3 separate regions of the Homo sapiens genome follow, and all the other regions are linked to region 2. The links are chromatin loops, found by intact Hi-C in ENCODE. Cell type or tissue: chondrocyte. All regions are shown on one strand.

Region 1 (8,000 bases), 53 kb before region 2:
GCCCATACTCCAGACCCTGGATAGGAAGAATAATCTCTAGTGTTCTATAGCATTATACTAAATTATCAAACAATAATTTAATGTATTTTTTCAAATAGCTAGAAGAGAAAATGTTGAATGTTACCAGCACATATAAATGATAAAGATTTGAGATGATGGATATGCTAACTACCCTGATTTTATCACTACACATTGTATACATATATTGAAATATCACAGTGTACCCCCATAAATATGTACAATAATCATGTGTCCATATATAATAAAATATACATTTTTCAAAGTAAGACATACAAGTGGCCAACAGATATGTGAAAAAATTCTCAATATCACTAATTGTCAGGGAAATGCACATTAAAACCATAACAAGATATCACCTCACACTTGTTAGGATGGCCATTATTTAAAAAAACAGAAGATGGTAAGTGTTCACAAGGATGTGGAAAAAAATGGAACCCTTGTACAATACTGGGAATGTAAATTTATACAGATATTACAGAAACAGTATGGTCATTCCTGAAAAAAACTAAAAATAGAATTACCAAATGATCCAGCAGTCCCCCTTCTGAGTATATATCCAAAGGAAATGAAATTAGTACCTCAAACAGATGTATGTACTCCCATGTTCACTGCAGCATTATTCACAATAGCCAGGGTATGGAATCAACCTAAGTATCCACCAACAGATGAATAAAGAAAATGTCATACATGCACACAATGGCGTACTATTCAGCTTTTTGAAAAAAGAAGGAAATCCTGTCATTTGTGACAACATGGATGAACCTGGAGGACATTAAGTGAAATAAGCCAGGCACAGCAAGACAAATACCACGTAATCTCACTTGTATATGGAATCTAAATAAGTTGAACTCATAGAAGCAGAGAGTAGAACAGTAATTACCAGACAGAGGCTGGGGAGGGGTTTGGGGAGATGTTGGTCAATGGATACAAAATTTCAGTTAGAGAGGAGGGATAAATTCAAGGGATCTATTGTACATCATAGTGACCATGGTTAATAAAAATATATTGTACACTTGAAAACTGCTAAAAGGGTAGATTTTAAGTGTTCACCACAAAAAAAAGTACATTAGGTAATGCATAGGTTTATTAGCTTGATTCAGCCATTCTACAATGTATAAAATATATCAAAACATCATATGACTTTTTAATTGACACTTTATAAGTTATAGTTCATAAACAAATTTATTATACAACAGATATGGGAGAATGCATATTATAATCTCAAATTGGTAGGAAGGCCTTCTAACTAACTTTATATTTCAACATTCATTTGATAGTGTTGATGGGAATCACTGGTTATTATTTATGCAGTCAGAAATATATATATAAACTTATCATAAATGCATGTTAAACATAAAGTTTCTCCCTTGTCTATACTGTAAGAAAGTTTGAAACAGAACAAGAAGAGGCCTGACTTCATACAGGCATTCCTGATCCTGCAATAACCACAGGGCTATCGTCTTGCACCTATGTTATCACTGAAGGTTTCAGCAATCCTGTGGGTGAGCATTTTTATTTCCATTTTACAGAGTGGGAAACTGGGCTCAGAGAGGGTCTTTACCTGTCTCATCCTCCCGCGTCCCGCCTTTACAGGGAAAGTAGCCCCGGGACACCCTGGAGCAGGACACCACACTCACTGGGGCCAGAAGAGACCCACCTCTCTCTCCTTCACGAAACAGCCAGAGCGCCGATCCCCAAAGTGGGAACGAGGGGACGTCGATCTGGGGTCCTTTCGTCTCCCTAAACCCCACGGAGATTCAGGCCACACTGCTGGGCACTCACAACCTCCACTGAGTCCAAACGCCTGAAGGCGGTTCTCCCCAGGCCAAATTGGTCTCAATAAAAAGTCGTCACCGTCGCTAATATGACGTCAGGTTACTATGGCAACCGCGTAGCACTGGCTTGTCTTCCACACCTGAAAATGACTATGCACAACCCGCTCCTCCATCCCCAGCCTATCCCTTAAAGCAAAACACCTTCATTCTTCAGATAACTCCCTGAGAAAACATACCAATTAGAGGCTGGGATCCGGGCAATTTTCAAGACTCTCTACTCATTATGGTAGAGGAAAGGAAGTCCATGTTGTCAGGAATTTTGCTTTAAAAGTGACCTAAGGGGGCCGGGCGCGGTGGCTCATGCCTGTAATCCCAGTACTTTGGGAGGGCGAGGCGGGAGGATCACGAGGTCAGAAGATCGACACCATCCTGACTAACACGGTGAAACCCCATCTCTACTAAAAATACAAAAAATTAGCCGGGCGTGGTGGCGAGCGCCTGTAGTCCCAGCTACTCAGGAGACTGAGGCAGTAGAACGGTGTGAACCCGGGAGGCGGAGCTTGCAGTGAGCCGAGATTCTCAAAAAAAAAAAAAAAAAAAAGTGACCTTAGAGGAGTATCATCAGTACACAGAAGCCCAGAGAGGTGTCCTAGGACTCTGGGAGATGAGCTAGCCCTCTGAGGAGGAACATGTACAACTCACACACTATACTAGGCAGTTGGTTTTCTGTGGCAGAAAACAGATTGTTTATAATCAAGTGACTGAATGATCTAGAAACACAAAAACTGTCATTTGAGTAATAATACAGTTATTTCAGGGAGGCCGGACTAGAATAATATAATCATTTAGTAGGCAGGAATCCAGTCAATTAAAACACACAGTAGTTTGCCTTAAGGAAATTTTTTTTTTTTTTTTTTTTTTTGAGACGGAGTCTCGCTCTATCGCCCAGGTTGGAGTGCACGGCGCAATCTCAGCTCACTGCAACCTCTGCCTCCCAGGTTCAAGCGATTCTCCTGCCTCAGCCTCCCGAGTAGCTGGGATTACAGGCGCTTACCACCACACCCAGCTAATTTTTATATTTTTAGTAGAGACAGGGTTTCACCATGTTAGTCAAGCTGGCCTCGATCTCCTGACCTCGTGATCCACCCGCCTCGGCCTCCCAAAGTGCTGGGATTACAGGCGTGAGCCACCGCACCCAGCCCTGCCTTAAGGAAATTCTTATCCTTCATTCCTGGTATGTTTTTCCATGTGGAAAATACATCCATGACAAAAATACATGTAGCCTCTACACACTCACTCCTCTCTACGGCAGGAATGACTTATCCGATTGGAGAATCTGGAAGGAGACACATGATACTCTGCCCAAGCCCTCTCCCTTCAACTTCTTGGTAGTAAGCTGCCCTTCAGGAGGCACTTGTTCAGCTTTGCCTTCAGGGATGGGACTTAAAATAGGCCCACAGGTTTACTCCTCTAACTGTGTCTCACTGACTCTACAATTATTCCTATAGTTCTTGATTCACAATGCTTAATTCTTTAAGGGGCCCCCAAAATACTCTTCTGCTTCTAGTCTGAGCTCTAAACCAACTGAGAAACATAGGAAAAGAATAAGGAGAAACATATATTGACTTTATCTCTTATAAGGTGATATTGGAGAATGTGACTTAGATTTGCTGTCACGTGGGCTTACTATGAGTAAGTTCTAGAATTGACTTATCCACCCAGCAGTGCTGCATTGGGACAGTCATAAAGACCAAGGACTGCAATGTATATCTATCTGCTGTCTCCTAAAGGAGCCCTGTCTATGTGTGCCCAAGGAAAGTTACTTCCTTGCCAAGGGTTATCACTATAGCAGGAGAAAGTGTTTCAGGACACTTTCTTTGAGAAACACTTCTAAAATTGTTCAGAATGAATACTCACTAAGACAACCTCTCAGGTTTCCTCATAGAATGGTTTGTAGCAATGCCCTCTCAGTATCTTAATTCACATGATTGCAGTGGGAATTCTTCTTAAGGAGTTAGGTTTCAAATTTTAAGACTAGCATGAAAAATAGATATCATGTAAATTGCCCTTGGGAATCCCTTCAAGAAGGAATTGATGACATGTTCAGAAATCTGTACCCACATGTAAGCCAACACTCAGATGATACAATTATAACCAAGTTTCACTAAGCCTTCAAGGATAAGAAAATTCCTTTCTTACCCAATGATAACACAACACAGAAAATGAGGAAAAGTTCACCAAAACCATAATGTTTTAGATATCCGTTCCTTCTTAACAAGCACCCTTAATTAATAGCCATTTATTTTCTCTCAGTATTTTGTGTGTTAACTGGGCCCAGCTGGATGTTTTCTGCTCTATATGATGTCTGTCACCTGGGGCTGCAGTCATCTGGAGGTTCCACTCATCTGGGACATCTGAGAGAGCTCACTCACATGAATGATGACTGGTGTTGGCGTCTGCTGGGAGCTCAGTTAAGGCTGTTGACCTGAGCATCTTGGCTCTCCACAGAGCCCTCCACGTGTACAGTTACCAGATTAAAATCAACTCAGTTAACTTTAAATTCCGGATTAATAGGAATATTTTTTAGTTTATGTGGCATGCAATATTAGTTTATTTAAAATTAAAATCCAACTGGATTTTAATTAAATAAATAAAAGTAAATGAAATAAATAACAAAATAAAAATTTTAAATCGTCTTATTATTTGCTAAATCTGGCAATTGCAGGGGATGACCCTGTGAATCTCTAAGTTTAATGACCATCTGAGCTGATTCTTCCAATGGGACAGGTCTGGGGAAAATGAGCAGATTGGATTGGCAATAAGGACAAAAGTTGGTAATACTTGGTGTTGGTGGAATGAAAAGCCAGCAGACGCTCACATATACTGTTGGTGCCAAGTGGATATATCTGTTTTCCAAGGCTCATATTATAACTTAAGACATTAATGATCTTTGATGCCAAAGTCCTATTTTTCCACCAACAAGGGAGTTTCAGCTGAGGGTTTAGAAAAGACTCATCAAGGTGACTACGATGTGCGCCCTCTTAAGGGGCCCTGGCTGAGGTGGCAGCTCAGAGTAACATGAGTTCCCTGCTTGGAGGAGGAAAAGACAGCTACTATTTTGTAAGGCAGATGGTTTAGCTGGGCCCAGCTCCAGTTTCTTCACATTAGTGTCTGGATTTAATCTCATGACAGCCGTGCTGGTGAGGTACCAGTATCCTCTCTTCCTCATGGATGTCAGTGACTATAAAGCACGTGCTCCTAAACACAGAGCTGAATGGCAAGGAGGTTACTCACCAGGCCCACTGCCAGAGCCAGGGATAGAACCTGCCAGCCTGGGCACCTTGAGTTGCTAGTGGTAGACCTTTAGCAAATGTATCTGGACATGTACTGTTAAGGAGGTTAATCTCTGTTCTCCTTGCTTACCCTCCCTGCAGTAAGGTTGGTGCCCCCTCTCCTTACTTCAGGGGAGGTTTGTGAGAGGGCTGACAGCAGAAGCCTTCTGGAGCCAGTTTTTCTTTCATCCTTTATGAAAACTTAATTTGTTGAAAGGACCGGGCTGCTTGTACCTGGTAGGGATGTGGGGGCCTCTCAGGACACAAAGATGGGAGAGGAAGGAAGATTTCTCCCAGACAGGGATGAGGCCTGAGGTCTACAAATCTCTCCAGGAGTTGGGACCTGAGCATTGCTCTGTATCAATGTTTGTGGTGAATTAGTGGATGGTCCTTCGAGTCTGGGCATCCATCCATGATTCAGATTTGATTTTCCTGTTTTGATCCAGGGGTAGATGACTCAGGATCTGGGACATGAAGGCACTGGGCCAACTAAGGAAATGGTCATCTCAGCCCTGAGCAGTGTGGACACGAGTGGTTACAGCAGGAGACTCTTGAGGCCATATCAGGAGGATACATTCCCAGAAGTGGAACTGTTTTGTCAAAGAGCATGACCATTTAATATTTTTAATGCTTCCTATATAGTTGAACTTTAAAATTTCTTTAATAGTTCTTATATTCCATCCAACAATTTGAAAACATCTGTTTTTCCTGATCTGTGCAAAAATAGGTTTCACAGATTTTTAATATTTTTTATTCTGAGATCCTGTTATTGGTACATTAGATTTTCTTTATTTTTCCCTATCGTATTATGTTTTAAATAGTGTATTTCACAGGTGCATTAAAAATGCTTAGCTAATGGTTCCATATTATACCTTAGAATATGTCTTGGAATAATTCTAGAGTTTGAAAAGAAAACCCAATCATCGAATTTGTGTTTATGTTGCATCCTGTTTGAATTGAAATGTTGGGGCCACGAGAAGCCCATACATAGCTTGGAGCGGACAAATTGGTACAACTTCTTTGTGGAGATATTGAGCAGCACCCACAATAGAAGCATGTGAGGCTCTGTCATCTGCTGCCCTCTCAGATGTGCATTGCAGAGTCTCGGTACATAGCAAACCTGTTCACAGGAGCATGGGTAAATATCAAAATAGTCCCAAAGTCACCTGGTTAGAAACATCTCAGAAACACTATTTTCAGAAGAAAACATTTCGATAATAGATATATAAATATGTTACTTATATAGAGATAAAAATATGCAAAGCAATTATGTGTTTAGTTTAGGGATGTATTCATGACTAAACAAGAAATTTTGGATAGTGGTTCCTTCTGAGGGCGCTGAGGCAATCAGGGAACTCACACAGGAGAGTCCACTCTGTAATGTTTTGCTTCATAACCTTGGTTGTGTACGTGTTTGCCTACTATCATATTTACAATACCTTTTGAAAAGTCTGAAATCTATCAAATTTGACATGAACAAAGCTCTAATGTGTTTTATCTCTGATTAATAAGTAACCCACTGTCTATTTAAAAAATGTGGAAAGTGCATTCAAATACCAATATGAATATTGATAATATCTAACCCCACCATGCACTAATAAAAACTGTAATTATGTTTCCACCAATTATCATCTATACACATGTGTACATGTAAACAAAAATACTGTGTATGCATTGAATAGATTTAACTTAACTGGAATGTATTAATTTATTGTAGGTGTGTAACCAGACTTAGTGTCTGAAAGCTACATCCATCTAGTAGCTCACAGGTCTGTAGGTCAGAAGACTGGTCCAGCATGACCTTATTCTCTGCTCAAGGTCTCACAAAGCTAGAATCAAGGTGCCCATGTTGGCTCCACTGAGGTCTCACGCGGATGATCTAGATAAAAATCTGCTTCCAAGATCATTCTTGCTGCTGGCAGAAGTCATTTCCTTGTGGCCATTGAACCGCAGTCCCCATTTCCTTGATGACTGTCAGTTGGGGATATTCTTAGCTCCTGGGGGCTAGTCCACTTGCCTGCCATGTGGCCTCCTTCTTCCATCCAGCAATGGCACATTGAAGGCTTCCTGTGCTTTGAATCTCTGACTTGCCCTACTCTAAACAGCAGGAGAAAATTCTCTGATTTTACAGGGCTTGACTAATTAGGTCAGGCCTATGCTGATCATCTCCCTTTTGCCATATAACAGAACATAATCGTGGATCATAATGTGTCTGGTCTTATGACTCTAGTCTTCCGTCCAGTATTCTTGTCATATTGCCCTGTGGTGTCCCTTCTACCTTAAAGTTAATGGGAAACTGCTCCTCCAGTGTCAAACTGAATGATAAATTAAGAGGATAGGAAGGCAGATGCAGTTATAGGAAATGGTATGGTGATTTATTTTTCCTTTTCCCCAGCTCTCACATGTAACTCATCCCACAACTCAGAACTGGCCCAAAGCTCATAGGTTATGGGGATATATTTCAGCTCTTGCTGCTACCTTTCCACAAGGTCTCAATAGCAGTAATGCCCTTTGGTTTAGGTCAATGTCATCTACTCTCTGGGAGGGAGGGGGCAAATAGCCAGACCTGTTATGTGCTGAAGTCCTACTATCTCCCATAGGCACTTGACAGGTTTTCTCATTTATCCCTCAGGACAGTACTCTGAAGAAGATAATGTGGTGCGTCTTATTTCACAGATGACCAAGCTCCTTCTCAAAGGGACTAAGACCCTCTCCAGAGAAGTGGCAGAAATGGAATGTGATTCCATTCTTTCCCTCCCCACAATAAAACCAGCAGCTTCCCATTTGGAAGTTTTACATTTCCCTAGTATTGTCCCCTAAAGGTACTCACTCAATAACCCCTCATGTTGAGGAAGATGATAGTGGAGATGAA
Region 2 (8,000 bases):
CTCCATTTAATTGTGCTATCCTACTCTTTCAGCCTTTAGGTGGCATTGAAGTAACACCTGTACTTTGAATTGTTAAATATGCAGATTTGGCTTATTCTGTTCCCCAAATTGGCCTCTTCCCAACTTTCTAACTGCATTTCTCATCAAACTCCTTTTACTTGTTTCAAGCAGACTGGGTTCATCCATGCTACTAGAACAGATTATTCAATTACACACTTTTCTTCAAACCACCACTGCCCACTTCCAAGAGCAACCTAATGATTTGTCTTATCCTACCCTTAGGCAAATCCCAGGGCTAAGATGGTAATTTAAATGGGTCCTATAAGAAGTATTAATTTTAGGTTGCTTGTTGGGAAGGCTCATAATTGGGCAAGCAGGCGGGCAAGTTGTCTTGCTCTCCTATCCTGACCAATTTGTTCTATCCTGACCAATTTAAGTGGGTCCCTCTTCTCGGAAACATTCCTCAAGTATCAGGGCCCACAATAATCTCTCCCTTCTTAACTCAAGAACAGAATTTTCTAATAAGCGCATGTTTGTCATACTAATAATTACCTATGTTTGTAAGTGCACACGATTTATCTGTACATGGTTCTTAAACTGAAGAAGGGTCACTTATGCCAATTTTAACATAGAACTTTATTGAAAACACAGACTCAAATAGAGAACCATATATTTAAACAACGAATAGCAGGGTAGCTTACTTAGGTGACACAGTTCATTGAAAACTTAATACTGAAAAATACCGCAATCTGGACAGCAAGACAAATATCAACAAATGTGTTTTCAGTTTTGATATTCATTTGGCATCCACAAAATGATCCAGCTCAAAACAAGAGTTTGACAAAGTTAACATCAGCATTAAAAAATATAAGTTACAACAAAAAAACAGACTGTGAACACCAAAGCACTACTCAGGGCTCTTTGGGAACATAAGGCTGATCAGCGGCAGGTGGTTAATCATATTAACTTTGTTGTCCCACCTCAGGATCATTTTGGTTGTCTATTTGGGCTTGTAGTTGCTTAGCTAACTCCTCAAATTCACGAAATGCAGAAATAAGCGGCTCAAGACTGAAATCATCATCAATTAAGGACATCTTTCCACTTTTTATAATGTTACTGATATTCTGAAACATTTTAATAACAATTTGAATATTATCATTTGTCTCTTCTATGTTAAAGAGACCCACAAATATTGAAAGAGCTTTGGCACTGAATAGTTTTTTTGCCACAGCAGGATTTTCAGACAAATTCAATAGCATTTTCAGAACGTGAAACTTCGTTCTCGCATTGGCTGTGGTTAATAAGGAGAGAAACCCGGACATATAGTTGGCAATCAGTGTGTGATAGTCAATAGTCATAGTGAGGTGTCTAAGCATCCTTATTCCAGTCAGCTGCTCAAGGGAATCCACACTATGTGCAAGGGTTTCCTCACACACTTGACATATGAATGTCTCAATCATGTTTAGATTTGGATAAGGTGGAGCCATGTGAATCATATTTTCCAAAAAACTTGTCCTAACTCTAGAGGATGGATAATTAAGCAAGGTTTCAATAAGTGAGACAACACCTGAATCTCGAATGAAATCTCGGGTAAATTGAGAAGCACTTCTCATACCCATTGCAATTTTAGATATTTCATGAATAAAAGGATCCCGAATTTTGTCCATTAATAAAAGGAATTCTTCAAACTCTTCAGAACCAATTTTCAGCTCACATTGTATGCAGCTGCAGGACCAACTCTCAGACTCTGCACTCTCCCTGGCCCTAAGATGCTCTCGAATTTCCCGGACTGACCGGTAGGAAGGATCATACTGAAATGTGAACTCAGGACTAGGCTGATCAGGCTGAAGCAAAGATTCCTGCTCTTCTCCTTCTGGGCTAAGTTCCAGGTTCTTGGGCTTTGCCTCAAGCATTTCAGAAGCCTCTTCGGGAATTCCAAAGGGGCTTGTGGATCGGAAGCCAACCCCATGAAAAAGACCAGGTTTGAATTCAACAGTGACCTCGTCCCAGGTTTGGGGCCTGGAGGATGCATTAAGCTCCTCAGCTGCATCTCTGAACCTATCACTGACCTTGTACACAGGACAGGGATTTAGGTCAAAGCAGGCCTCATCTCTGTCCCAGAACCAGGACCCAAATATGGCCTCTTCTTCAGACTCCGGCTTGGCCTCTTCTCTGGCCACAGCCCCCAAACTGGACTTTTCCTCAGCCCAGTACGCGGATCCGCCAATGGCCCCCTCCTCAGTTCCTGGCTCAGATTCACAGATTGCTGAAGCTCCACCCTCCAAACTGGCCTCTTTTTCTGCCCAGAACCAGGACCCAATAATGACTTCCTCCTCAAACCTGGGTTCTTGTTTGACCCTATCACTGTCAACATCTTTCTGGGCCCTGAGTTTCAAGGCAGTATTAGGATCTTCTTTGTCTCTGTGCCTGAATCTACTATTGGCCTCTTCTCCAGGCAAAACCCAGGACTGCTTATAGAACTCATCTTCAGACTCAGATTCAAAACAATCTTCTCTATTTGTCCTGAGCTTGGACCTGATATTTGCCTCCTCCCTGACTCTGGGCCTGAACAAGTTATTGGTATTTTCTCCAACCCAGAAGGAGAATGGGTTGCTGGCCTCATCCTCAGATCCAGACCAGGAATCAACATAGGCTTCTTGCTTGGATCTGGGCCTGGACCTGGGATTAGTCTGATGTTTAGCCCTGTGCCTGGACCTGGTATTGGACTCTTCCCTGGGCCATGATCTGACACTTGTCTCTTCTCCAGTCCAGAAAGAAGACGCTGTAGAGGTCTCATCTGCTGACCAGAACCCAGACTCATTAGAGGCCTCCTCTCTGGCCCTGGGCCTGGAATAGCACCAAGACCCCATATTAGTCTCCTCCCCTGGTCCAAACCAGGGCTGGATTCCTTTCTGACCCTGGGTGCCAGGAAAGGTTTCAGCATCCACATTGACTAGTTCTCTATCCATAGACAGGCCCTTAGATTTAGTAACTGATCCAGACTCAGCAGTGGCCAGTGGCCAAGCAACGGCATTAGTCTGGGACACTCCTTCTGCCTGTGACACTGCTTCAGTCCCAAATTCACTCTGGGCCCATGCCTGGGCCTCATCCTTGGGCCTTGCTCCAGGGATTGCCTTGGCATCAGTTTTAGAACGAGCGCCACCTACTGCCCTGGCATCGGTTTTGGGCCTGGCCCCTGTGATTCCTTGAGCCTCCGTTTTGGGTCTTGCACCACCCATTACTTGGACCTCAGTTTTGGGCCTTGCCCCAGACATTGCTTGGGCCTCAGTTTTGGGCCTTGCCGCAGGCACAGACTTGGTCTCAGTTTTGGGCCTTGCCCCAGTAGTTGCCTGGGTCCTAACCTTGGGTCTGACCACCAGAGGGACATCATTCTCTCTCTCAGGCCCAGCGATAACCTCTTCCCCAGCCTTCTTTTCAGGCTTGGCCTGGGCACTAGGCTCAATCTCTGCCCCAGTCATGGTACAAGTTACAAAGAAAGTCAGGTAATATACTCCTCCCGTAGTCTAAACCTCAACCACAGATCTGTCACAGGTTTGTTTCTTCACACTCTGATCTTTAGGTGATTAAGGATATAAGCTTGGGAATAAGAGTTAGAGTCAATATCCAGTCCAGTAGTCACTCAGCCTCCTTCCCAAACACAGTCTCAGTCAATAATTCAATAATACAGATAGAGTGAGAACAGGTACAACCAAGCTAAAGGAAGACAGATATTTCCTGGATGGGTGCAGACCCGTTGAGGGTGGTTGTCAGCAGCAACTCCACCACCAGCAGAGCAGCCACTGGAGGTGGATCTAGGGAGAGAGAATGAAATGAGGCTTTGAGTCTCTTCCAATTGTATGAGACGTATGCAGTGCGACTGATGTTGAATGCTAGGTGGGACAGCTGGGCTTTGAGAAAGTCTCTCTGGACCGGCTGCCTCCTACAAAACAGGTCCAACAATGGTGGGAAAGTGTGTCGGCAATGGGAGGGGCCAAGAAGCCCCCAGATTGGACCCTAATCACTCCCGGACCCATGCTGGTCTCCACTACCCCGCCCAAAAGTATACCCGCTCTCATACCAACCTTCACTGATGTGGTGCAGTTTCCCCCTCCTTTTCTTGTTCAAGTGGTGTCAAGCCCCACAGCTGACAGAAGGGGGTCCTACAGACAAGTGAACATACAGGAGAGAATGGAGTGTGAGTGCTTGGTAGGTAGGTGGGCACTCTGGCCCCTGTGACAAATATCTGTCTTCCCATTCAAGAGTTCAATGTATCTATGGTTTCCTGTGTCCTAGTCCCTGCTCTCAGGTCTTTTCTGAGTCACAACCCAACCTACACCTATCTCGTGTCTCCTGCAAGAAATAAAAAGGATGCTGGCACTGTGCAAATCCGGCAGAATAGAAGTGGGTCTGCCACTTCTACTACAGGTGGAAGTGGATCTGCCACCTGCCATGCTCTCTCCAACTGTCCCCTGCATTGTCCTCTCCCCCTTCTCACTAACCTCCAGAGCTGTGAGCCAGTCTCCTCCTCCTTGCCTTTCTTGCAGAATTGGCCAGCCTTAAAGTAGGCCTATGGACAAACACATGAAAAAGTAAGACAGTCAGGATATGAGTGGTGGCAGAAGAGCACTTGGTAGACAGGCCAACGCCAAGGATAAGAGTCCCCATATTATTGGTATCTGTCTTTCAACATTCGGGGTTTTGCTGGTGGAATATTCTCGTTTTATTTGGGCCCTGCTTCAAGGTTCCAGAGATAACAACTCCTTCTCTTGACGTCATATTCTTCCCATTACTCCCTTCTCCAATTCTGAGGATTCACCACTAGGTGCGCCACATCCCCTTGCTCTGCGCAGCATAAAATGGGGGAAGGGCGCCGCATATTCTAGAAAACAGGTTGTGAATTAGTACTTGTCAGTATGTCTCCCTCATCACCCCCACCTCCAAAGCCCACCCTTTCATGCCCCCAGTTTAGGACGGTGGGGGAGACAGGTGGGGATGGAAGGTGGGGGGAGCGCCATTAGAGAGGTGAAGATTAGGAGGTGCTCCTGGATGCCTGACTTGCTCTGGTCACAGTCCCCTACCCCGATTCGGGTCCCCAATCAGTGTTTAGCGCCCAACCCCCATCCCCACACACCTCCAGAAATCCAGGCAATATTCGTGCTCCTTTATTTCAAGCCTCTCCTCTACAGACGCTCACTGTGTCCTGTCAGAATACGCCAGACCTACCGCACAGACACAAGACTTTGACATCAACCTGGAGCCTGTGGGAAGGGAAGGCACCGAGGACATGGGGCCCCACAGGCCCCTTTCGGGAATCGGGACCCGGAGTAGCAAACGCGGCTCACCTCCGGCGGACTGGGTACAGAGCCGGGACGCCGACCCCCGCCGGCCTCGCCGGGCGCCCCCCAACGGCCTTCCCGGGCGCCCCCACAGCGGCTCCCGCTCCGCCATTTCTCCCGCAGGAGCCTCCCCCACAGCCCTCTCCGGGCACAGACACCGTCGAGGGCGGGGCGCGGGCGCCTGCAAAGCTGGCTGGGAAGCGGTCAGCGCGGTTCTCCTCCAAACGATCTGGCGGTGCCTCCCGAGCCAGCCCCTCAGCCCTTGGCCAGGCCCGCTCCGGTCACCGCCTCCCCATCGCCAGGGGTCTCGGGCACTGCGCACCTCTCTCAAGCGCCTGGCTCCGACCGGATCGTCTCCTCGTTGCCAGGCTGTCAGGGTCCGCGGGGCAGGCTGCCTGCTGGTCCACCCTGCCAGACCACCCCCGCAACCCGGACCCCCACCTCATGCACCCGCACTTGCCTTCAGAGGCCCAGGGCCCAGGTCGTCGGCCTCCCCCTCCTCTCCTCAGCTCTCCTCTGGCTCACTTGGAGCCACTGCTTTCCCCGCGATCCGAACGGGAAAGACGCGTCCCGCCCCCCACGCCTCTGCACCAAAGTAGGCAGGGGCTGCGCAGGATGCGGCAAGAACCGCTCGCCGCGAGGGTGTCGGGAAGGGGGGCGGAGGGATACGGCGCGAAAGTGCTTGACGCCCCCATCCCAGGCCCACCGTAGTTCCGACCCCGAGGTGGGCAGGGCCAGGATGAGCCCCAGCCTGGGCGTGCGGGTTGGCACCAGGCTGCCTCAGGAGGCCCCCACGGACCCTAACGTGGCGACCACTACCATATTTCTGTCGCTGCTGTAATATATGGGACCAGCGGGCGGCTGGGGGCCCGGGCAGGGGACAGGATCGCGAGGTCGGGAAGAGCCGCGCTGGAGAGAACAGCGGATGGATACCAAACCGCCCCGTGATGTGTCTGCACCCCCGCCCCAACCGCCCCCCTCACAGGGACTGCTGGGTGTCTGCCCCCTCCCTCTCCCCAGTCCCCTAACCCTCCTTTCTGGAAGCTGATGGGAAAGGGGGTGTCAGCACTGCAGTGTGGGAGGGGAGAGGCGATTTCAGGCCATACAGGCCCGGGGCTCTAGGGTGGTCCTCTTGTGCGTTTCTTTCCCAGCTTCGTGGAGCCACGCAGGGGAGGAAGGTACACCTGCTCTTAAGTGAACTCCGGGGCAGGGGGCTCCCATCAAGGACTCACCACTGCCCCTCTTCTAAAAGAAGGTAGACCTAGACCTCTAACCCTAGGAAACCAACCACTGGTCTGCACCAAACTCATTCCTTTCTGCCACACTGCTCTTTCTCATTTCAAATGGTGGCTCACGTTGGCATTGCGCCGTCGCCACAGTTGCCCCCAGAAGAGGACCTTTCCCTGTCAGGACCCGCAGGAGGTCATAACAGTCCTCTCTCTTTGATGCCGCCAGGTAGGGATGGTCCTGGCTCCTCTTCGGTTCCCTGTCAAGTCTTCTCTTGCCATGACATTTGGCAGTGTGGAAATGTGGCTGGTATTCGAACCAGCTTGGATCTCAGCCACCTGCCACAACTACCTGCTGTTTCAGCAGTCATTCTCAGGAGAGGATCCCACCGTGCACCCCCCTCCCCGAGACAAAGCAACCTGGCTCCTTTTGAATCCTCTTCTTTCACCCCAACATCCGTCCTCTACTCTTGAGCCCCTCCTTTCCCTGCTTCCTGCATGGGACAGACAGAGCAATGTGGTTAAATACGAAGTTGATGTTGTTGTTACTGCTGTCCATTTGAAAACTCATTTAGGTGCTACCCTTATTGTGTTTGGCAAGTAACGGTCCCCTAAAGATGTCCATGTCCTGTTCTCCAGAACATGTACCATTTTATATTTCCTGGCAAAGGATCATTAAGATTGCTAATCAGCTGAATTTAATTTAAGATTATGCTGGATTATCTTGGCCAATGTAATTGCAAGGGTACTTTAAATGTGGAAGAGGGAGGCAGTGACTCAATATCAGATTGAAGCATCATGAGAAGGTCTACACTGGCCATTGTTGGCTTTGAAGATGGAAGGAAGCCAAGATCCAAGAAATACAGGCTGTCTCCAGAACCTGGAAAAGACAAAGAAACAGATTCTTCCCTAGAAATGCCAGAGGGATAGCTCCTCTGGCAACATCTTGATTTTAGTGTAATGAAACCCTTTGCAGATTTCCAGCCTCTAGGACTGTAAGATAATAATAAATTTGTATTATTTTAAGCCCTTCTATGTGTGGTAATTGGTTAAAGCAGCAGTATGAACCTAATACACTCACCATCCTGATGAAGTCTATTCCCCTTGACTTTCTTTACCCGTGGATCAGTCTCTGGGGAAGATCTATTTTGGAGCTCATGCCTCACCACTACAAACATCAATTGCCTCTTCTTTGCTTCCTAAAGGACAGTGATTTTTTTTATGTCCCTTATAGGTAATCTTGGAGAAAGTTCCTTTTTGCTGAAACCACTGATATTTCCCAGGTACAAAAGGGAACCCTATTCTTTTGTTGTTGTTGTTGCTGGTTTTGAGAGGGACTATCGGTGTTGTTGCCCAGGCTGGCTGGAGTGCAATGGTGCCATCTTGGCTCACTGCAACCTCCGCCTCCTGGGTTCAAGTGATTCTCCTGCCTCAGCCT
Region 3 (8,000 bases), 200 kb after region 2:
TATCCTGAGAGAAACGATACAGTAGAGAGTACAATATTGATGATGCTAGACATAATGGAGAGAAAGATGGTAGCAACGTCACTGAATTGGTTTGAGAGAAAGAGATCTAGTGGGAAAGGAGGGGAACTTTTAGACAGGAGTCTGGAAATTTCATGTATGATATCAACAGGAAAGTCATATATATGTAGGCAGGTGCAGGTAGGTGAAGTGATGTGGTGGTAGGGTTCCGTGATGGTTAATATTAAGTGTCAACTTGATTGGATTGAAGGATGCAAAATATTGTTTCTGGGTGTGTCTGTGAGGGTGTTGCCAGAGGCGATTAACATTTGAGTCAGTGGACTCGGAGAGGCAGACCCACTCTCAATCTGGGTGGGCACCATCCAACTGGCTGCCAGCGTGGCTAGAAAAAGCAGGCAGAAAGTGGAATGAGCAGACCTGCTGAGTCTTCCGGCCTTCATCTTTCTCCCTTGCTAGATGCTTCCTGCCCTCTAACATCAGACTCCAAGTTCTTCGGCTTTTGGACTCTTGGACTTATACTAGCGGTTTGCCAGGGACTCTCGGGCCTTTGGCCACAGACTGAAGGCTGAACTGTTGGCTTCCCTACTTTTGAGGTTTTGGGACTCAGACTGGGTCACTACTGGTTTCCTTGCTCCTCAGCTTGCAGATGGCCTATTGTGGGACTTCACTTTGTGATCATGTGGGTCAATTCTCTTTAATAAACTCCCTTTCATATACATATATCCTATTAGTTCTGTCCCTCTAGAGAACCCTGACTAATATAGGGTCTGTGGAAGTGTTCTTCTGAGGGCTACACTTTTCTAGTATAAATAGAAAGCAAGAGAAGAGTTGGGATGGAGAGGTGGTATAGAGAGTTTGATGGGAGAGAAGCTATGAAGTAGTAAGTTAAAATAGTCAGAAAGTTAAGGACCAGAAGGTCTAAAGAATGAGTGCCTATTAATATTAAGAGTCTGATTTAAGTTAATAGTCATGAATTTAAATTGAAATGAGTCATGTAGTTATGTATTTTCCTTTGGCCAGATTTCTCTTTGTAGGCTCAGGCTTGTTGAAGTGTAGTTGAATTTAGCCAGGGTTGTTATTTTTCCTATGAAGCAATACAAACTGAAAAGGCAGGACAGTGGAGGGTATATGTAGATAAGTGATTGTAAAGACTGAACATGACATTTGAGCTAGGGAAGGAGGGGAGAGAATACAATAAAGGGAAGAAGAGATAGTGAAAATCTGATAAGATCAATGCATTGGAGATTCTGGGGAGACCAAAAGAAAGGTGCAAAATGAGTTAGCTGAAAAGAGAGGAGGTTATGGTCAGAAAGAGGGATGTTTAAAATTGAGATTATGGAGGGTTTCCCATAATTATAGTGACAAGGGCTAGACTATGGCTGTGTGAGTAACTGAGGTGGAGTTGAGGACGATGTTATGGGGGAGAAATGTTCAAGGAACTGAAAACGCCAGTTTGTCAGAATTATCATTCTTGAATTTACCAAGAATTAAAGCAGGACAACTACCTTTGAGAATGACTGTGTTGTAGGAGCTAAAATTTTTGAAAAATGAGTGGGGAATAGTTGAATTTTTATTTTTTATTTTTTATTTTTTGAGACAGAGTCTCACTCTGTCACCCAGGCTGGAGTGCAGTGGTGCTATCTCCGCTCACTGCAAGCTCCGCCTCCCGGGTTCACGCCATTCTCCTGCCTTAGCCTCCCGAGTAGCTGGGACTACAGGCTCCCACCACCACGCCCAGCTAATTTTTTTTGTATTTTTAGTACAGACGGGGTTTCACCGTGTTAGCCAGGATGGTCTCGATCTCCTGACCTTGTGATCCGCCCCCCTCGGCCTCCCACAGTGCTGGGATTACAGGCGTGAGCCACCGCGCCCGGCCGGGAATAGTTGAAATTTGTTATATGTCAACAACAAAGGCTAGTCAATGACATAAGTTGTCAAAAGCTGGAAGTTTTTAGGGGGGTAGGAGGGGAATTGCTATCTAAAGACAGCAATGAGAAGCAGCAAAGTCCCTTACATAAGCTTTAGGATCTGTGGTACAGTGGTGGTAGGAGTGAAAAATCATCTGCTCCTCATGAGTGGGCTTCAGGGGATCTGGAATCCTCATGGAAGGGGAAATTCAGAGAAGAGGCTTAAAATATGGAGGAATTACCGAGGGTGTATTGTGTTTTATTAGTAGAGGAGCGGTGAGAAAAGTGAACTAAAGAGCGGATGTGGACACAACCTTATGGCAGTTAGAATATAGGAGTTGAAGGGTGTCTTGGGGTGACTCGCACAAATGGAGATAAATGTCATCATTAGATAAGTTCTAATGATTCAAGGCAGACCAGGGTGGCAGGATTTTGAGGTTTGGGCTATGGAGGGGTGGTTGTCTGGAGCTTCCTGTCAACCCCAAGTGAAGTAAGGGGTGTGGTCTTAGCCTTGGATCACTTGTTCAAACAATGCTTCATTTTGCTCCTGGAAACAGAAATCACATTAATCTGTAATGACAGAAAAATACGCTGAAAGCTACACATCACATTCAGGATAGGACTACCCCTGGGCAAGTGGGAGGGGGAATGGAAATGAAGTGAAGGTCAAGGAAACCTCAATTTTTTCTGTAACGCTTTTAGTCCTTAAAAGAAAGACAAAGTAAGTATACCTAAATGTTAACAACATTGAAATCTGTGTAGTGAAAACACTGGTGTTTATTATATTTAATGCCAGGAACACTGTAGGTACTCAATGAATATTACTTGTTGAATGAGCATATCTTTCTGTTTTAAAAGTTTCTCCAACAAACATACACAATTCTCAAATTAACACAACGTGCTACAAAAGCAAAGAAAAGGGAATGAAGTAAGCTGGGGAAGCCTTGAGAAATCCTTGTGGAAAGAGTGACTTTCGATCTATATAGATCTATACCACCACACATGGGGTGCAAGCTAAAGACATAGTTCTACCTCCATCTTACCTTAATGCTCTAAGGTTCTGGGTGAGTATCCAGAAAATGATCTTGAACGTTTAGTCCTTTCAAGTAAATACCGAATCCTCAATTTTCTCTTCCAACAGACACTGGGTGGTGCTATTGTCCAAAACTTCCACCCATCACGTATTTATTACTTCAATCTATAGACATCTCCACAACCAATGTGTCTTGTGGGCCAAAGTGCTAGGGATTAGGGATATAAAGGTGAATAGCCTCAGTTGTTCTGTGATTATTATAAACTGCTATCGTGTTCAGTGGCCGAGAAAGCTGCGAATGTGACTTTTACATTTCATAGGAGAGCACTACTGTCACAGAAATGTCCAGTTGTAGGGGTGAATGGCCCTGAACCACCCACCCTCACTATGAGCACCCCTACTCCACGACCTGGCCAAGGATTAGAGCAGACAACACCGAGCCCCACTTCCAACCTACTGTTAGGTTATCACAGCATCCTTGGGCCCCAATGGCTATAAAAAGCCGAAAGAGCCTAAATACCGGTCATTCAGCTTGGACCTCGGAGTTCCAGATGTTCTAAGCTCACTGGGCGAGATGTGTCTGCTTATTGCAGAGGCCTCTGTTATTGTGAAAGAGTGAGTGTAGTCAGGATGAAGGGTATGTGGACCCTCAGGACTAAAGCAGTGGAAGAGGCCTGGGAGGTGGGGCCTGGGGAGGCGGGGTCGGCTCTGACTTCACCAAGCCCCGATCCTAGAGGAGAGGGTGGACGCGGGCTCTGTACACTCAAGCGGAGGAGGGGAAGGGCGGGGTGGGGGGGGGGGGGTGGCGAGCCCGGAAACCTTTGGCCAATCAGAGAGGGCTGGGGCGGGGCCTGCTGGGTGGCTTAGCACTGCAGGGCTCTGCGCGGGAACGCTAACCTGGTCCGGAGCGAGTCTGGGTCTCAGCCCCGCGAACAGCCTTTCACGAGTCTTCAAGCTTTCAGGTGAGGACCTGCGGCCTCGCAGGAGCCAGAGGACCATGGGGATGGGAAGGCGTCAGGGTTGCGAGGCGGGGGATGCCGCGCCTTCGGGAGCCAGAGGAGCCGAGGTTGGGGCTGGCGCTTCGCGTCTGCACCGCCGCCCGGGCGAGCGAGTCCGCGCCTTTGTCTTCCAGGGGGCCGCCTTCTGCGCTCGATGCCGAGCCCTCCTGGGGGCCGGTCCCTGGAAACAAGGCCCCGGGGTTGGGAGGCGGGGAGCGCGGACCCTTAAAGGGACCTGTCCGCAGTAGCTGCAGGTCGGAGGCTTAGAGGATGAGGAGTTTGGAGGCCGCCCGGAATGGGCCCCCTGGGGCTTGGTCCTCATTCCTTCTCCTCCCGTGGCCGTTAGGCTGGGCGCCAGAAAAAGCTAATAGTTATTTTTAAAAGTATGCAAACTGCTCTTGACAGACTGGCCTACGCACCCGGCCCTGCTATTATTTATTTGTTAGTTCCAGTTTTCCAGCTCTGAGCTTGGCGTCTAATGGCTTGGCAGAGGAGGGTCTTAGGGTAAACTCGACGGAATGGAGGCATGTTCGGCACTTCTGGCTGCTTGGGGGCCTCTCCATTCTACCCCAAGCACTAGACATAGTATCTTACTGCACGAGGGTGGGGCTGGGCTTGCGAATGAGAACTCTGCCCTCCGATTTCTGGGATATCCTATTGTCTCTTCTGGACAAACTCGGGACGCTTACAGGGCACCAGGCATTTCGTCAGGTCCACAGCCATGCACCTCTAAGCCTCATCTCTTTACCTCTCTCTTTGCAGAGAAAACATGGTGAAACAAGACTCGCTTTTATTTGGTTTATCCCATTCTGCTGAAGTCCTGGGTTTGATCCTAGTTAGCTGTCCCTTCTTACAACGTTTATACACCAATGCCACAAGGAGCTATTATGAGACGTGTATTGTAATGCCTTAATGTACTGTCATCTTTGGGCATTTAAAATAGAAAGAAATTAGTACAACTTATGCCACTCTTTTTTTTTTTGTGCTGCTCCCCGTCTCCTAAAAAAAAATGCCAAAAAACAAAAGTAATTTAATAGAAAGTGAAGATGCTCGAATAGTGCTATCTCCTGTTACAAAATCATTAACTGGTTAAAGCCAGTCTTTATTTTTTATTCTGTCCCTGTCTGCTCTTGTGCTTCTATCACCTCCATTTTACCCTTGCTGTGATTTTAAGAGTCAGACATATTGGCTCTGGGTTTCTGGAGAATCTTGGTTTCTGGTGCGTTCTGATCCAACGGCATTTACTGCATATCAAAATGGGCTAATGATGTGGAGTTAAAATTATTCTAACAAAAATATAACTTTTCTAAGATCTGTTGCTGTTTTTCTGTTGAAAATGAGCGGGTAGAATATACATTGATATGAAATATGAAAATTTTTGCTTGTGACCCCTTAGTCCGAAGACAGTTCTGCCAGGTAAGTTTTCTTAAAAATGTTTATTCTTTTCAGGCTATCTTCTAGTCAAGATGAGTGATAAGCCAGACTTGTCGGAAGTGGAGAAGTTTGACAGGTCAAAACTGAAGAAAACTAATACTGAAGAAAAAAATACTCTTCCCTCAAAGGAAAGTAAGTCATGGGGGGTTCTAGTGGAAACACACAGTAGAGAAAGTTAATAGGTTCAGTAAATAAACCTATCTTCTAGTAAATTTTTGCCACAAAGTAAGCAATAATTAGAGTACCATGGTGTTTAATGTAACAGTTAAAAACATCAAATAGTCATCTTCCTACTTGGGTTATATAAGTAGTTCTCACATAAGTCTTAATAGGAATGGGGGGGAAAACTAGTTTCTTGTTGGAAAATTACTAAAAACCACCTTAAAAATCAATCTTGGAATATTGGATTTAGCACTAGAAAAATCTTAGTTTTGTTCACTTTATGCTTATTAGACATTTTTCTGCATCCATCAGTTTGGGTCAGTGGTCTTATACCTAAAGATCCATGCAAACTTTGCAGTTTTGGCCTTCTCTACCTGATGATGAGATAAAGACAATGAACAAGTTTAGATCTTGGGTGCACGTAGGGCTCACAGACTCAAGGGATAAGTGATCAGTTTTGCCCTCCAGAAATACAGCCTTCTGGAGAAACTCCAAGTGTTTTTGCAAAAGTTGAGGGGAACTTTTTGTCTTGTTAGCTTTGAGAGTTCCAAAGTTAGTCAAAATTGTCTGAAAAGGTATAACTTCCTAGTTGTATATGGATAGATAAATCCGAAGAAATTGCTTCGTATCTCAGTCTTGAATCATCTAAGAAAAAATGGCAACAGCATGTCTCTATCTCTTAAATGGGAGAAAATCCTCCACAGTTATAGATTGTAGTGAATATTCAGGTAGTTAACACACACACATACATGCACACACCCTAATGTGAGGATTTGTGGTTAATGCCTTGGCATTCTAAATTTAAGGCATGTATGCAGACTTCGATGACTTAGCAAGGAGCTCTTTTGAAAGAAACTGAACTTAATCTTAGGTACATACGGTTAATGATTTTTGTGTTTGTCTTCCCAGCTATCCAGCAAGAGAAAGAGTGTGTTCAAACATCATAAAATGGGGATCGCCTCCCAACAGCAGATTTCGACATTACCTGAGAGTCTTGATTTTAGGCTTGTTTTTTGTAAACCCATGTGTTTGTAGAGATTTTAGGCGTCTTCGGATATCTTCTCACCTATGTTCCCTGGCTAAGAAGTCAGAGGTAGCCAATGTTTCCTTAAATTCATTTTTAAACTTACCATTGGTGCATATGTTCCAGATGGCAGATGCTGTCAATAATCTCACCATTGATGACCTTTGTGTATGTAGTTCTTGCATCCTATACTGGATAAGCCTGTTTTAACCTGCTATGATGGGTGCTTCCATTGCTTCATAATCTTCATGAAGTTGCATGCTTTTGCAGCTTTTCACAGTTTATTTGCATTTCTAATGTAGTAATAAAGTAACCAATATAATCATTATCTTGAGACTCCTGTGGTTGACTCTTGGTGGTCTTCTATGGAACGAAAAGTACACAAGGATATACTTTTCAGCCAAACAGAATGGTTGAAGGAAAACTGTTTTAGCAGATTATTCACGTGGGAAATATTTACTTCTCTCCAGGTCTAGTGAGTCCTGACTTGGGGATGCTAGGTGCTATTTCTTTAGAGTTGGAATCACAGAGTTAGAAAACCTTGGGAAGGGAGGTCATGTGGACTAACCCCTTATCTCAGAATGAAGAAATGAAAATACAAGGTCTGAAGTGATCTGCTCAAGATGAATATTAAAGCGGAGCGCTCTTGCCTTTTGGAAAGTATTTTTCAACTTAATGGAAGGGGACACCCAAGGCTGGGGTTTGATGGGGAAGGGGCCAGAGGCACTTGCTAACATGCACTGTACTAAACACAATATGCCTTCTGTGGAGCATAAACTCGTATCTAATACCTGTTAATGACCTGTAGTAGAGAGCTTCTGGTTTGGTTCTTGTGTAGAACAGAATTTGCTGTCTTATGAACCAAGCATTTTTGGTGTTCACGATGAACATAAGTGCTATGGACTGAATTGTGTACCCCCAAATTTGTATATTGAAGCCCTAACCTCCAGTGTGATTATATCTAGAGGTAGGTTCTCTAGGAAGTAATTCAGATTAAATAAGGTCATAAGGGTCAGGTTCTAATCCAACAGGACTGTAGCCTTAAGAAGAAGAGGAAGAGGGAGAGAGAGAGAGAGCGATCGAGAGAGAGAGATCACTGCCATGTGAGAACATAGTGAGAAGGCGGCTGTCTGCAAGCCGGGAAGAGAGCACTGCAGGACCTTGATCTGGGACTTCTAGCATCCAGAACTGTGAGAAAGTAAATTTCTGTTTAAGCCACACAGTCTATGATATTTTTCTTATGGTAGCTTGAGCTGACTAATACAATAAGGAATACATATAAATGCACATTTCCCAATCCATGCCCTTAATACTTTTATCACTTTAAGTTTATTCAAGCCAATTACATATAATCCCACTAATTAGAAGTGTTAGCATTTATGTGTACCGTATAACCATCCAGACTGTGGCTCTATTAATCCAGA

What was found. Hi-C counts contacts between places; a loop is a spot of excess contacts. Peaks named below come from ENCODE experiments on the same cell type or tissue, not always from the same donor. Only the 100,000 strongest peaks of a DNase experiment are listed, where the experiment ranks them.
Region 1: a loop joins it to region 2, with 2.1 times the contacts of the local background. A loop is called at or near these places in 12 of 110 quality-filtered maps.
Region 3: a loop joins it to region 2, with 3 times the contacts of the local background. A loop is called at or near these places in 5 of 110 quality-filtered maps.

What each region holds. Positions count from the first base shown.
Region 1 is chrX:102,763,020-102,771,019 of GRCh38, reverse strand. All of the region lies in intron 8 of ARMCX5-GPRASP2 (ARMCX5-GPRASP2 readthrough), which reads right to left. LINC00630 (long intergenic non-protein coding RNA 630) reads right to left here and starts at 1,867. Exons shown (of 12, transcript NR_146589.1): 1 at 1,679-1,867. In chondrocyte, no CTCF peak of the experiment used is centred here; no DNase peak of the experiment used is centred here.
Region 2 is chrX:102,710,349-102,718,348 of GRCh38, reverse strand. It overlaps ARMCX5-GPRASP2 (ARMCX5-GPRASP2 readthrough), which reads right to left. Exons shown (of 19, transcript NR_146584.3): 5 at 4,500-4,567; 6 at 4,083-4,160. GPRASP2 (G protein-coupled receptor associated sorting protein 2) reads right to left here and starts at 5,901. Exons shown (of 5, transcript NM_001004051.4): 1 at 5,797-5,901; 2 at 5,132-5,219; 3 at 4,500-4,567; 4 at 4,083-4,160; 5 at 616-3,812. The coding sequence starts at 3,479. The coding sequence ends at 963. In chondrocyte, a CTCF peak has its summit at 4,856; a DNase peak (open chromatin) is centred at 5,558.
Region 3 is chrX:102,512,586-102,520,585 of GRCh38, reverse strand. It overlaps TMSB15A (thymosin beta 15A), which reads left to right and starts at 3,847. Exons shown (of 3, transcript NM_021992.3): 1 at 3,847-3,920; 2 at 5,406-5,522; 3 at 6,462-6,904. The coding sequence starts at 5,423. The coding sequence ends at 6,499. In chondrocyte, CTCF peaks have their summits at 2,885 and 3,084 (motif pointing right); a DNase peak (open chromatin) is centred at 4,035.